Regions from separate parts of the Homo sapiens genome. Here region 1 is linked to region 2. The links are chromatin loops, found by intact Hi-C in ENCODE. Cell type or tissue: gastrocnemius medialis. All regions are shown on one strand.

Region 1 (8,000 bases), 170 kb after region 2:
AGCTGACCATGAGAAGCCTGTTGTTCTTCTTCTTCATGCATCTCCCCCAGCCCATCTTCCTTCAGAGGTGGCCAGCCGAAGCAGCCAGAGATGGTGCTTAAATGACACGCTCAGTTCCCTCTCTTGACAGCACTTGCCAGCCTGAAGAACTAAGCATTTCAAGTGCTTCACTGACCACAGGTTCAGAAAAACTTCAGAAAATTAAGTAGACAGCAGAAATAAATGCTGTGGATGCCAAGTTATCGGCTTGGTGGCTTGTTGATTCAGGTGTTCTCCTGCCTGGATCAGGAGTGAGGACTGGGGAGGAAGGTTGAGTCAGTATTTCTGGGACTTAATGTTTCTGACTATATTTCAAGTCAAATACAAGCGATTTCTTTAAAACTTTATACCTAGTTTCAATTCTCCATGCCTCCTCATCCCTTCATTAAAGAGTGGAGCTCAATGAGAGTTAATTAGGTTATATACAGCAAGAGTGCTGAGTTGCACAGTACTTGTGGCCCAGAGTTGACCTCCATAAACATGAATTTCCTTTTCTTTCTGTCTAGAGGGAATAATCAAAAGTTAAGCCTGATTTTGAAACTACTAACACCAACCACCGCTACTGCAGACCTGTGAATGCCAATTATGAAGTTCACAGACAGGGGTTTGTCAAAGGTTTCCTCAAAACACACTGAATCTGGCCTTCCACATGGAGTGAGCCTTTGAGGACTGGGTTTTGGTGACAGAAACTTACTGGGGGAGTCATCACTGCAAAGAAGGGTAGGTTGGGCTCAATTGTGGGCTGAGCTGGTGTTCCCCAGGTCTTTTCCCTCAATTTGTGCAACAGTTAGAGAGTGGAATAGCTCCAGGAGAAGCATAAGAACACCACCACATGGGGCCAGGGAAAGAACTGCCACACTTCACCTTGGGTCACACAGCTCCTTTCACAGCCTCCACACCTCGGAGCTCACATGCATGAGCAGAGATGGGGCTGAGCCTAATGAGGGTCCCCATTTCATTGCCCAACTTTGGTATATTCTGAAAAACTAGACTTAAAGAAAGAGAGCCTAGCCATTGTGCTTCCTCCAACAGCACAGGGATGCGTCCCTTCAAAAACTACTCTGATGGAGTGAGTGACACAAAGACTCAGGGGAAAAGAGCTGCTTTCAAAGTACTCTAGTGAAGTCTGTATTTTATTCACCCATGTTCAAGTGAAATCTTGACTGCAGCATAAGAGACTTCAGTCAGACACTGAGAAGTTTTTGAAACTAAAGAAAGAAAGGCATCAAACCAGGAGTGGGCAAACTCTGCCCCTGGGCTAAACCAGCAATCCCCTATTTTGGTGTGGCTAGTGAGTTAAGCCTGGTTTTTACATTTTTAAATGGTCAAAAAGAAATATCAAAAGAATAACAGTACTTGGTGACACATGGAAATTATATAAAATTCAAACTTCCTTGTCCATAAATAAAGTTTTATTGGAACACGGCACCCTCATTTGTTCACATATTGCCTATGGATGCTTTTGTGCTGCAACAGCAGAGATGAGTAGTTGTGATAGAGACTGTAAGGTCCACAAAGTGGAAAATATTTATTCTCTGGACCTTTATGAAAAGGCTGCCGGGCCCTGCACTAGGCAATGGTGTGCACTGATGCTCTGCATACCATCTCTCTGGAGAATCTCTTCAGGAGATTGCAGTGTATTTGGGTTTGAAGGCGAGACATGGGTAAAATGACCTCAGAAATGCCTTCCTCTCATGTTGTGGGAGAGGCTGTACCTATTCCTAAGGTACAGACAGCAGGAACGACTTTGTTATAACTCAAGTTGATGCCTTTCTACTTTTAGTTTCAGAAGGTTCTTCTCGTGTCTTACTTAAGTCCCTTACGTTACTGTTATCATTTCCCACAATCCTGGAGAGCTACTGAGGCAGAGAGGAAATAGCCCTGGAATCTGACAGCAAGTAAAGGCCAGAAATAGAATGAACTCAGGAGGTCCGGCTCCTAGTAGAGTTTGGGCAGATCCTTCCTTCCAAGACAGAACTGGTGGCATCTTTTCTGTTAAGGATGTCACCTCCCACGGGGCAAGCTCTAACCCAAGACAGGAAGACATCTGGCATTCTCAGTGGGCAGGCCTACCTGGGACCCCACTTACCTGCATATCCTTCCTGGCGATGAAGCCCTTGCCTTCAGCATCACAGGTCTGAAAGAACTCCTGTGCCTTCCTCAGCATGACTAGCTGGCCCGACGTTTGCTCCTGAGTCTCCTTCTGCTCCAGGCTGTCCAGGGGATGCAGGCAGGCTCCACTCCCCTTTGGCCCCTGGCCAGACCCCTGACCAAGTCTCTGGGGTCTGGAGACTACCCTCCCGTCAGGGGCAGCCATCGCGATTAGTCAGTTTCTTGAAGTCTTTTTCAGAACCTGAACATAGAAAATGGGAGAGAGAAGTGGGTGTGGTGGGTTGGAGTGAGGCTGAAAAAGAACAAGAGGGGATGAGAAGGAAGCACAGAGCCATACACCAGTGTGTCCAGGAATCTCTTAGCAACTACCTCTTAATTAGCAAAAGCTCAGGACAAGGGGAAAATATTCCATGATCACTAATAGATCAGCAAGCCCATCAAAGGGAGGAGGGAAGAGTGCGGAAAGAAGACAGACATCTCCAGATTGAAAGGAGATGGAATAGGGGAAGCCCAAAAATAATTTCTTCCCATTTAAACAACCAAACAACAACAAAACAGATCCTGATAGACCAGCTGCCATTTATAGAGCGTTTACTTAGACACCATGCCATGGCCTCTATATACATTTTTTTCATGTAATTCTCACATCTCTCTGACATAGCCATTATCATCTTCATTTTAGCAGTGTGAAAACTGAGGCTCAGAGAGGTTGCGTGACTTGCCCAATATCACACAGCAAATTACTACAAAAGCTGAGATTGAAATCCAAGCCTGTACAACTTGTATGATCTCAGTCCCACCCTGTCCTGACTCCTCAGCATTGCTGAGGGTGGAAAGCTCTCCTCAGGTGGATGCACTTGCTCCTACATCATTCACAGTCAACAAGTTCTTGGTGAGCTCTTGCCCAATGTCATAGACCTCGGCCACAGCTGTGAGCTCTGCAGTTTATTTACGTAGGAGAAAATGTGCCCCATTCTCAAGGAGCTTCATGTTGTAGAGGACTTGCCAGGCCTGGTTTGGTGACACCCAAGGCTGTTTTCAGCCCAAACCGAATCACAAATCATACACTTCAATCAGACTTTTAAAGACCCTGAAGGAGTGTTTTCAGAGGGTGTCTTGCAATGTGATGTGGAAGAGGGCATACGGAAACCTGGCTTCTGGACTCCACTGCTGCTTATATGACCTTGAACAAGTCGGTACCTGTCTGGGCCTCAGTTTCCTTATCTGTATGAGGAGAACACTGGACCTGTTTGTCTTTAAGGTCCCTTCTAGTTCTGAGCATCTGTAAGTCTGTGAAATCGCCACATCATAAAATGTTATGAATTATAAATGTTATTAATACAAAACTAAGTTCATGGGATAAAAGGAAATAATAACATCCTTGGATTTTTTTTTCCATCTGAAGACTTTTTGGAAGTAGAATAGGTCCACATTTTAAATACACGATGACATTTGGGTTTAAAAATAGAGATATGCACTGTCATGCATTTTGTGGCGAGCTGGAGAATGTGATGCTCTGGATCATATTTCCTGTGTCCATGTGAGTAAGAAAGGAGGAAAAGAAGTGAATCACCAGGCAGGTTTCTCTGATTACCAGGCCCTGGGCCTCAGGCTCAGCTATACCATGTCCAGAGCAATGTAAAATCTGTTGATTTCAGTGATGATCTTCCACTTAACCAGATTTGTCAAGAGCTGTGGGCCAGAGCTGGAAGAGCTCCTGGCCTCAGGAATGAACTTCATGTAATAAGGCCTTGACATTGCAGATCAGGCTACACCCTTTGCTCCGTGTGGCTGAACATGTAATTCCCACACTGACCCATCTGACCAGCCCCATCCTCAGGAAATGTTCTTTCTCGTCATCTCTGTGTGTGAACTGACCATCACCTAATCCTAAGCAGATTTAACATTTTCATTCTGTCTTCCCCAGAGGGAGCTGCCTTGGATGGAAGCCTGAGGGGGCAGGGCTGTGTCTCCATGGCTTTTATGTGCATTGTTCAGCCCGCCTGCATGAAGTGCTGGCTTTGGAAGGGCTTTTGGATAATGATGGTGGTAACGTGAGCTTCTGTAAATATACCACATGAGCAGAACAGGCTGTTGTCTTCCTGGTACCTTGCCGGGACTCTGTCTGCAAGGTCTCTGCACCCAAGAGGCCCCACCCTACTCCCACCTGCTGCTCCCAGGAGATGAGGTTAATAATATCTGTCATTCCTTGAGTGCTTTCTCTTGCCAGGCCCCTAGCATACTTCATCTTATTGAACCTGACATCCTCCCATATGGTAAGTATAATTAGGATTCCCATTATACAGATGAGGAAACTGAATTTTGGAGAGGTTAATTTGTATCAGGGTCTAGCACAGTCAGAGACCTCTTCTGCTATACACATTGCCTTCCTGAGACCCAGTTGTGGGCTTGCTCTTAACAGTGTACTCATCCCCAACTGATCTAAATCACCTCCCAGAGGCATATTCATCATTTTAACGGGAACGTCTTTAATTCATTCATTCATTCATCCATTCATTTATTTCCATCTACTGATTACCATGCAGCAAGCTCTGAGCTAACACTGTGAAATAGTGTTAGGTGAAATAGTGAATAGGACATGGTCCCTGCCCTTAATGAATGAGTCTCTGAGAGTCCCTAATGGTGGGATTTCAATAATGGTGACTGATAGTTGGGGAAGATGTTTTAGATTGAGTCCTATATAGACTCTGTAGTAATCAACTACTATTAAATAGCTGTGTGACCTTAAGTGAGCCCTCAAGTCACTCTGGGCCTGAGAAATAGTAGAGAGGATTTCTTAGTTCCAGATCTGATGTTTGCTGGCTTTCTAACTTCCCTAGACCACTTTCCCTCTACCTCTGCCCACCTGGTAACAACAGGTGATGCATGACATGAAAGAATCAACTAGTAGTTCTAGAGAAGTCAGCTATGAGCAACCAGTAGACAGGCACCATGTCTTATTCGATTTTACCGCCAGTTTCTAGCCTAGAATATGGTACATAGTAGTACTCACTGATCATTGCATGAAGGAAGATCAATCTTTTGCTGAAGTCTTCAGAGGAGGGCCTGCAAGCATTTTTATTTCAGGCAGGTAGCTCTATATGTGGAATTTTTATCTTATAATGAGTAAGTCTAGACTTCTGTTTCCAGAAAAGATGTAGTATCAGAGGCTGGATTTACCCTCCCAATTGAAATAACCAAAATTCCAGAGAGAATATAACTTTAAAAATGGTTTTCAAGACACTAGACACCAGGAATGAAGGATGGTGATCCTTAAGCAGGGGCAGGACTATATTGAGCTGAGTGAAGCCCCTACCGAACAGGATTTAAAAAGACATCTACTCTCAGGAGCTAACCCTGCACTTACACAACCCTGAGAATTAGTATCTTCCTAAGAGTCAGCTGCTTAGGGTACAAAAATCTAAGGAGGCTTTCACTTGCAAAATTGTGCATCTGACAGTGATTTCTGCCTTAAATTTTTTTTGTCATAGGGGCTTCACTTATCTTACTCTAGTTCAAGCTCTGTTCCTGAGACATAGGAAAGAAACAAAATGAACCCCAAGTGTGCCCTGTCTTATTATCTAAAGAGTTTTTAGGTCATGGCACGGGGAGGGGAAACACAGGCACAGCTTGGTAGACTACCTATGTTGAGGAAACCCAACTATATCCTGCCTACAAGAAATGTGCTTTACACATAAAGACACAAACTGTTAAAAGTAAAAGGCTGGAAAAAGATATAACACATTAACATTAGTTAAGAGAATACTGCATATTAATATCAGGCAAAATGGATTACAGAAGGAAGGATATTAGCGGGAATTAAAAAGTCATTTCGTATTGATAAAAGGTCAATCCATCAATATGCTATAATAATGCTAAACACTTATGTGTCTAATAGCAGAGCTTCAAAATACACAAAGCACAAACTGATTGAACTCCAAGGAAAAATAGCAAAGTCACAATGATATCCAAAGATTTCAATAACTTTCTCTCTCAATAATTTATAAAACAAGTAGACAGAAATCCGTAAGGATACAGATGATTTGAATACTATCAACCATCTTGACTTAATTGACATTTATAGAACACTCCACCCAATGACAGCTAAATATACTTTTCAAATACACATGGAATACTGACCAAGATAATCCATATTCTGGGTCATAAAATGAGTCTTAATAAATTTAAAAGAATTCAGTTTGTACAAAGTATGTACTCTGACCACAATGGAATTACATTAGAAACCAATAACAGAGAGACCTCTGGAAAATGTCCAAGTATTTGGAAAGACAGTAACACACTTCTAAACAACTCATGGGCCAAAGAAAAAAAGGAAAGGGGAAATGAAAAAATATATTGAACTAAATGGAAAAAAAAAAGCACAATATATCAAATGTTGTGGGATACTGCTAAAGCAGTACTAAGGAAAAAATTTATAGCGCTAATCATATATACTTGGAAAGAAGAAAGGGCTCAAATCAATGACCTCAGATTTTACCTTGAGAAACAAGAAAAATAAATACAAATTAAACCCAACGTAAGGAGAAAAAAATAATAAGGATCGGAGAAGAAAAAATGAAATAGAAAGCAGAAAAGCAATGGAGAAAATCAACAAAACTAAAAGCTGGTTCTTTGAGAAGATTAATAAAGAGACAAGACACAAATTACAATAGTAGCAATGTGAGGTGATATCATTACAGATACTATAGACATTAAAAGGCTAATAAGAGAATATTATGAATAACTTTATGCCAACAAACTTGACAATTTAGATTAGATGAACTGATTCCTTGAAAAACACTAAATACCACAGCTCACTCAAGGAGAGATAGATTACATGAATAATTCTATATCTGCCAAAGAAATTGACCTGATAGTTAAACAAAAAATCTTCCCACAAGAAAACTTCAGGTCCGCATAGCTAAATTGATGAATTCTATCAAATATTTAAAGAATAAGTAATACCAATTCTATACCGACTCTTTCAGAAAATTGAAGACTAGGAAATACTTCCTAACATATTATATGAGGCTAGCATTACCCTGATACCAAAACTGAATGAAGATATTACAGAAAAAAAATAGGCCAATATCCCTTATGAACACAGATGTAATCATTCTTCAGGAAATTGTAACAGATTGAGTTCAACACCATATAAAAAGATGATAATCCTGACCAACCAGGGTTTATCTGAGAAATGCAAGAATGGTTTAACATTTGAAAATCAATAATGTAATTTACCATATTAACAAATTTTAAAAGATAAACCTTTTGATCATCTCAATAGATACAGAAAACGCATCTGACAAAAGCTACTCCTGATAAAAACTAAGAGAACTAGGAATAGGAAGGAACTGGCCCAACACGAAAATGGGCATCTACGAAAACAACAGCTAACATCATACTTAAGGGTGAAAGACCAAATGTTTTGCTCCTGGGGTCAAGAAAAAGACAAGAATATCTGTTCTTACCACTTCTATTCAACATTGTGTTGGAGATTTTAGCTAGCTCAATGGAGCAAGAAAAAGAAATAAAATACATTCAGATTGGAAAGGAAAAAGTTAAATTGTCTTTATTCCCAGACAGCAGGAGTGCTTATATAAAAAAAATCTGATGAAATTCACAAAAAGCTACTTATAAAATAAGTGAATTTGACAAGGTTGCAGGACACACACTCAGTATATGATAATCAATTGTATTTATCTATACTAACAAAAAAAAATTAAAATTGAAATAAAAATATCATTTGCAATTGTATAAAAATATGAGATATGAATATATCTGACAAAGGATGTCTAATACTTATACACTGAAAGCTATAAAATATCAATGAGAATACAAAGAAGACC
Region 2 (8,000 bases):
TTGGGAGTGCTTTAAAAAATCCAGTTTCTTGGAATCTGTATTGGCTAATATGAGGCCACCTTTGGAGCAGACCCGCATATTACCCAGTGGCTGACGTTATTCCCTCTCTAGCCAGAATGCCAGTATTTTCAGTGAGTGTGTACATTGGAATTTCTGGTTAAAGAAGTCAGTCACTTCTTCTAAAAATATGAGTGGAAATATAATCATTTGGAGTAGATGGGTTTGCTAGAATTAGGTGGAAGATGTCTAGAAAGAGTCTATGGAAACCAGGTGAGAATCTAGATTAAGTTGGTATGGCTATGATTTTGGCCAGCAACTTGTGATTTTCTTTCTCTCTTATAACATGATTTTGTAGTTCATTTTTCTCCACCTTCAGCTCAATGGCCAGATGATGGAGCCTGAGAATCTATGAGGAGTCAGCTCCTGGATCCTCACCAGTTATGCTCTATGGGCTGAATCAGTCAGTCAGCGTCTCTGAACCATGGCATCATTACCTGCAGAGAGGGCTTGTACTACACGGGTGCAAAGAGATGGTTGGAAAATGTCTAACAAATACACTTAGATCTGTATTTGAAGCCACTTGTAGTGTGTGGAATTATGGATGCTTAATAAATGCATTCTATGTTTGCAAGATATGTTCTTCTCCTAGAAATCTCCTTATCTCCCAGGAGATAAGACACTTCTTGGTAAAGACATTTTGAGTACCACTGAACCCTCCAAAGAGTATTGAGTATTATTGAGATTCTGATGATTATTATTCCCAATTTTGCTTTTCTTCTGCCACCTCTCTGCCCTCTCAAGGGAAGTGAATGCTCTCTGATCACATGGTGGGAAAGGGCCTCCTTCACTCGACTATAATAATAAATTTATGAAGGGCAACATTCACCCAGTTGAAGTGTAAGTGTACCATTATCACATCTTTCTTATCTAGCTTTATACTAAGTATTAAGAGGGAAACACAGACATATAAAATCTGGTTACTAGTCTGAAAGAATTTACTTCTTGTTGTAGAAGTAACACCTACAATTGTGAGATAATCTTCAGGAGACAATTTGCCAGCAAAATAAATAGGAACATAGCCCATAGTTTCAGATAAGCAGATGCCATAGGAGGTCAAAATAGGAGCAGGAGAGACCCAAGCATCAGCGGCTGGAGAAAATGACTGATTTTCAATGATGGCTACCTTCCTAAAGATATCAATCCCATAATGCCCAGAAAGCTCAGAGGACGAAGGGCAGAACCAAAGGCTTGAGAGTGCACAATGTGTAAGGGAGGGGCCAGGGCCAAGCAGCCAGCAGAACAGGGCTCTACGGGCAGCCAAAGCCACTGTGTCCTGTGCCACGAAAGGCCCAGAGAGCATCTAAAGATAGCACCCTGGCACAGAGTCATACGGCGAGAGCGGGAAGCCTGGTACTCCTGTACCACACGCTCGAATTTCCTCTGAATATTTACACGCTCAGCGTCTTCCAGTCATCACCATAGCCCCACAAAAGAGGCGGGACAGAAAATCATTGCCATTTGGAGAAGAGGAAACCGAGGATAGGGAAGGCTCAATGGCCTTTGCACAGTGACATGAACAGGGAAGGAGAGAAGCAAGTCCAGAACCCACCGGTGCTGTTTCTGGCTGTGTGCCTACGAAGCGGGTACAGGGAAAACTCCTCTGAGGACTCCAGCCTGGGGTAAAGAGAGTCATGAACATAGCATAGGTCCCACAGGGATGATTTGACCCAAATCTGGAACTAAAAGTGTAGTCTAACTCCAGGCAAGGTGAGGGTAAGAGAGGACACTGGCTGTGTGTTTCTACACATCTGCCCATAAAAGAGAGTGGAGAGGGAAGCCAGGGCTCCGTAACCCCCTTCAAGTCAAAGGAGGGGAGGAGGCTCCCTTGCCTTGGGGAGGGAAGAGGGAGGAAGAGGAGGGGAATGCATAGGGAAGTCTGCTTTTAAGCCCATTAATGAGGAAGAGCCAAGCATCCAATTAACTTGACATCTCTTGCAGCCAAAATATCTGAGGATATAAGAAGCGAATTTAATATGTGGAGGCTTGGGAGACAAGTGACTAATAGTGGAAAACAGCCCCAGTTTATTTAAAAAATAGGTCAGGCCCAACAAATCCAATAGATTCCCTCTCAGCACTTACGGATCCAGGAGACAGAGGGAGTGCTGTGTGGGTGCAATGCCATTTTGATTTGAAGCAGACATTGTTGTTGTACCACCAAGAGACAGCCAGGGCTGGCAGGAGGCGCCTGTGCACAGCATGCAGCTGCTGAGGGCGGCCTTCGCGTCAAGCGTCTCAGTGACCCTGGTCAGGACAGCGAGTCCCTACCAGTGACCGGCCCAAGGTCACGAAGCCTGAAGGTGGCGGCGCCCACACCCAATCCCAGCCCCTCTACTCTCAGAGCTAAAGTGCTCTCTGTGGCCTTGGGTGCCTCTCTTCCAGATGTCCTTGGCCCGGCTCTGGGAATCTTGGTTGGCTCTGAGATGGCAGCACCAGGCTGCCATCTGAGAGCTATGGCAGAGCTCAGGGCTTCAGCGAGGAAGAGAGAAGGCCTGAAGCTGTCCTCGGCACTGTCAGGACAGGGTTCCTAGGCACCAGCTGGAGAGCCTGTTAACATGCCCAGTGTTGGGTCTCAGTCCCACCCTGATTTCATTGGTCTGCGGTGGGCTGGAGATCCACCAGCGACGGCCGACATGGATTATAAAACAGAAACACTGTTTGAAGTCGGAGCCCAGGTTGTTTCTTTCAGAACGTTAATTTCTAGAGATGTTTATAGATCTCAGGAAAAAGTGTGTCACAGCCATAAATGTGATAGTAGTAGATGCCCTAATTCCTCTTAGAAATTTATATTATATAATATTTATATAATATATTTAATACATATACTATAATAAAATCATTTATTTTAGCATTTTAAAGGCTTAAAAGTATTGCAATTAAGAATTCTCTTTATGTAATCCCAGCGCTTTGGGAGGCCGAGGCAGGTGGATCACCTGAGGTCAGGAGTTCGAGACCAGCCTGGCCAACATGGTGAAACCCCGTCTCTACTAAAAATACAAAAAAATTAGCCTGGCATGGTGGCGGGTGCCTGTAGTCCCAGCTACTTGGGAGGCTAAGGCAGGAGACTGGCATGAACCCGGGAGGCAGAGCTTGCAGTGAGCTGAGATCACGCCACTGCACTCCAGCCTGGGCGACAGAGTAAGACTCCGTCTCAAAAAAAAAAAAAAAAAAAAAAAAAAAAAAGAGCTCTCTCTTTAGCTTATCTGCCCAAACCTACTTGCCATGGAACCTTTTTCTAGGAGTACCAATTATACAGTATACAATGTGGGAAAATGTTACTCTAGACCAGTGGTTTTCAAACTTTATGGTGTATCAGAATCACCTGCTGGGACCCGTCCCAAAATTTCTGATTCATTGGTTTCTGTCCTTCAAGGCCTGGGAATCTGCATTTCTTACCAGTCCCCAGGTGATGCTGGTGGTCTGGAGACCACACTTCAAGAACCACTGCCGTAGACCCCTCTGCAAGCCCTGGCTCAGCCGAGGGTCCTGGGAGGCCTCCCAGAGTGGGAGGGTGGAGACTGAGAGCAGTGGGCAGCAGGAGCTAAGAGAAGGGGTTTCCAGGAAACACAGCCTTGAGAAGGCTTGACTCTAAGGTAAGAAAACCCTATGTAGGGATGGGCTCTGCCAAGATCCCAGAGTTAGAGTCAGAGATTCTATAAAACAGGGGGTTCCAAATGGGGGACAGCCGACCCTCTGTGACAGGCATCAGTGGCTTGCCCCCAACATCCAGGCCTGGAAAAGGCAGATCTGGAGAGCGTCTGTGCCTACGAAGCCAAGTCTTGTGAAGGGCATGAGGCAGACGACTGAAGAATAAACCAGAGCAAGCTGGGGAGCCCGGGAGGCCACATGCAGAAGACAACACCGTCTCGCAGGACTGGCAACACCTAGATCAAGCTTGTCCAACCTGCAGCCTGCACACCGCCCAGGATGGCTTTGAATGTGGCCCAACACAAATCCACAGACTTTCTTAAAATACTATGAGATTTTGTTTGGATTTTTATTTTTTAGCTCATCAGCAATCGTTAGTGTATTTTATGGGTGGCCCAAGACCATTCTTCTTCTTCTAATGTGGCCCAGGGAAGCCTGGACAACCCTGACCCTCCTCCCCTTTGCCCCCAGACTCTGGGCTTCCAGCCCCGAGGGTAAGAAGCAGCAAGCTAGAGCTACCTACCCTAGCACAGTACACCCCTCTGAGGGGGCTGACTTCATCTGCCAGCCCCGATGATAAGACAGGGGTGCAGGAGAGTAGAGAGAGGGTGCATGTAGGGCTGTCTTGGCCAAAGGCAGGCAATAAAGCTGTACTTTTGCTTTCTTAGGTGATAGGAGAGGTCCCAATGCCCAGCAGAGCCCTTGCTTGTCTTGCTGCTGCCTGACATTTCACATAAGAATGTTCTTTTTTTCTGCAAACCTCTGGTCCCTATCTAAAGGCAGGCAGATGGTTCTGGAAGAGCTAACCCTTTGTGTAATTATGCAGAACGGGAGCCACAGCTTAGATCACAGCCTGGTGAGTAAACACAGGTTGAAGAGAGGTGTGGTGAGTGTCTAAGGGCGACACTGGGCAGAGGGGCTGGCACGAAGGTGGGCAAGGAGGGAAGAAGGTGAAGGCGGTGGGCAAAAGAGTGGGGTGAGGCCCAGGCTGGAAGCCTCCTGCCACCCCTACTCTGTCCCCTCCCACTGCGATCCTCTTTCTTCCCTCCGTGGGCCCTCCAGGCCAGGCAGGCGGCTGCTGAGGACAGACGACTCAGGTTAGAAAAAGCTCTCTTGACATTTGGAGAACAGAGCAGGATTTGGCTCCTCTAGTGGAGCCTCTTGTTCTCAGGGAAATCATTTTAAAGCTTGGGCTGGTGCCAGCAGGAGCCATTTATAGCCCAAAGGGCTTAGGTTCACTTTGGCTGCCTGGTGCAGAGAGTGCTGGCTTCCCTCTCCCCTCTGCAGGCTGCCTTCCCCCTTCAGATGTCCAGCACCTTCACTCTCCTTCCTTAAAGCTTCTTTTTCCTCTCCTCTACCACCTCTTTCCTATTCTCTTGGAGGTTCCAGTTCCAGATCCACCTCCGGACCTAGATTCCCCTAGGTGAGCCTAAACAAATTCCTTTCCTTCTGTGGGCCTCAGTCTCTCCATCTGCACCCTGACACCTATTGTCTGCTCTCTTTAAACTCTGTCACCTTGGAGAGGTGCCTGCCTGTGCCTACCTCCACTGAAGCGCTCTCCTCTGTCTAGTTATTGCCTGTTGACTCTCTTTCTGCCCTCAACACTGGGCTTCCTGCCTGGGCCAGCTGTGTTACCCTTTTCTGAGCACAGGGCCTGGCTCCTGGCAGTAGCTCAGTTAAGCTTGGTTGGGCCGAACTGAGCTAACCATGGCATCAGTTTCAAGAGCACAGGTTTTGGCATAAAACAGATACTGGTTGACATCTTGGCTGTGCTGCTTGCTATCTCTGGGCCCTGGCAAATGACTGGACTTTGTGAGCTTTAGTTTCCTCATCTGTAAATGTCAGTTACTATGAGGATTTCACGAGATGGTGTCTATCTATAAAGTGCTTGGCGCAGCGCCTGGGGCGCAGTGGGCCCTTAGTCAATGTTAGGTCTCATCACCATCATCATCCTCTGCCATCTACCTGCATTTTCAAGGGATGTGGGTTAGGTCAAACATGCTCCCCCAAATCCCCACCCCTGCTTGTGGAAATCCGACCCACCCTTCAAGGACGAGCTCACAAGCTCACATGCCCCTTCTTCAGGAAGCCAGCTTCCTCCTGTCTCCAGCTCTGCTGCGTCCATAACCTTTCATCTCTGCATTTAGTGGGCCCGAGGCCTGTTCACCCCAGTAGAGTGGGTAGACTAAGACAATCGCACTTTATTTATTAGGGAGAAAAACTGTGCTGAAGCTGCCCTGGGTAAGGCCAGTCTGGGGGCGGAACACTGTGTTGGGGGAGTCCTGATCAGCCGCTGGCGTGGTGAGTCGAAGGCAAATCACAAGTATTGACAGTGGAGGGTGATTCTCACCATATCAGGGAGGCAGACAACATCGGGAGACCTCCAGCAAGTAACAGGGCCCTGGGCCTGGGCCTTTGGACGGAGGTGGGGAAAGAGCAAGGCAGGGTGCTTTCTCTGCCCTGGGGCCCAAGAACCCAACAGGACAAGGCTGGAGGCGATGGTGCAGAAACAGGTACCAGAACCGACTCCAGGGCAGAGCAGGCAGGGCCAGACCTCCAGGGTGATGTGGGCACAGGAACCCTGGAAGGGACTGGGGGCACTGGAATGTCCAGTGGGGAGGGACTTGGGCACAGGGAGCAAATTGGAGGTGAGAAAGCTGCAGCCATGAGCAGACCAAGACGCTGATGTTGAGAGTCCAGCTGCCCATCCGAGTGTGATTCCAAATCCTTTTGCTGACTTCTCAGACTATGTATACAAGATTGGAGTTTGAAAGTCACCTTCACTCAGAGACTCTGCTTGCCTGGTGTGGCTTAGGGAGGAGTTGAGCCTTCTGACTTTACAGAGGAGACCACTGTCATCCCCCAAGACCTATCCCCTGTGCTCCTCAAGTCTCAAGAGCCTTCAGTTGTGGCTGAACAATCATGTATATCTCTTGGAGATGCATCTGGATTCCTATAAGTGTTCCAATTTGCCTGCATAGGATCCATAGAATACCCATATGTCTCTTGTTTCTTTCACAGGGCTGGCACAGTGCCTTGCTGTTGTAGAAGTTCAGCAGGTAGTTGTAGAATTTAAAAGCATCACCCCATGTAGCTGAATGTTCAGGGATCACAGGCCACGGCTGCTTCCCACCCACTCCCAGCCTTCAGGGAGAGGGTATGCCTGTCAGCCAATGGGCAGAGTGCCAGGCTGCAGACCAGGGTCTGGGCCAGTCATTTATTTGTCCCCATGACCTGTGGCTATTGAAATGAATGCCCCCAAATCCATGCATCCTTTTGCCTCCTGCATGGCACACGGCAGACACTTCATAAGCTGGCTGTTGGGGAGAGTCTCAGGGAGCCCCATGGAAAAGAGAACCTTGGAATCAGAGTTGAATGACAGCTTATGGGTGCTGGAGGCCCCTGTGACCTTGACCGTGCACAATGCCCAGGCCAGCTAGGACTTTTTCCTCTCCTTAATATATTTAAATGGAGTCAATACTGGGGTCAGCTTCATGCACACAGCCTTCTTCAGCCCTAGAGGTGAGGTGATCTGCACAGCTTCCTGAGCAGGGTCCTCCCTGGTGGCTGAGGTGTGGAGGGCCCCAGCCAGGCTGGATGGAGGTTGACTTTGTTTCGGAGCCCTTGCTTGGACACCGGAGTGCAATGCTCGGGCCACACATCCTTGGAGGAAGGGCAGCCTGGAAGTGGTGGAACAATCTGTCATGATCATATTTTTGTGTAATCAAACACTCTTCCCATAATACCTTTAATGGCCGCATAGTGTTCTATTGTGTGGCTACACCACAGTTTAATGTCTCACTTTGTGGAACATTTCAGTTGACTCCTACCTTTTGTCACTAAGGACAGCATTGTCATGAAATTCTCAACAGCTACATCATTATGATGATCCATGATTCTCTTCTTATGGTAAAGTCCACAGAACTTCAATTGCTGGGTTAACGGATTTGTGCTCTTTAACACTTCAAGTACATTTTACCAAACGGCCTTTCTAAAAGTCTTGACCTATTTTCATTCCCACTAGAAATGTGTGAAAGGACCTATCTCTCTGCAACTCTTACATATGCAGAGCTGTGGTTGTTTTGGTGGGAGAAGAGCTTATCTGGTATTTAAAAGCTGTAAGTTTTCTATTTGAATTTGAATTTACCTGATTTCTAATGAGGTTAAACATTTTTGTTGCACATCAACCTGCCATTTGTATTTCACATGTACTTGCCTCATGTGGACAGATTATCCAATCCTTTCCCCAATATTACATTGTGGGTGTTCATCTATTTTTGTATTGGCTTGTAAGA

What was found. A loop is a pair of places that touch in the nucleus more often than their neighbours do. Peaks named below come from ENCODE experiments on the same cell type or tissue, not always from the same donor. Only the 100,000 strongest peaks of a DNase experiment are listed, where the experiment ranks them.
Region 1: it touches region 2 in a loop (4-fold over the local background); 3 of 110 quality-filtered maps call a loop at or near these places.

The regions. Positions count from the first base shown.
Region 1 is chr12:3,694,644-3,702,643 of GRCh38, forward strand. CRACR2A (calcium release activated channel regulator 2A) reads right to left here. Exons shown (of 20, transcript NM_001144958.2): 4 at 2,129-2,392. The coding sequence starts at 2,356. Among named protein-coding and RNA genes, the nearest start is that of CRACR2A, 54 kb to the right of the region's middle. In gastrocnemius medialis, no CTCF peak of the experiment used is centred here; DNase peaks (open chromatin) are centred at 3,028 and 3,773; H3K27ac peaks cover 3,328 bases.
Region 2 is chr12:3,529,402-3,537,401 of GRCh38, forward strand. The region is part of intron 1 of PRMT8 (protein arginine methyltransferase 8); the gene reads left to right. Among named protein-coding and RNA genes, the nearest start is that of THCAT155, 41 kb to the left of the region's middle. In gastrocnemius medialis, a CTCF peak has its summit at 4,853; DNase peaks (open chromatin) are centred at 1,350 and 4,900; H3K27ac peaks cover 2,267 bases.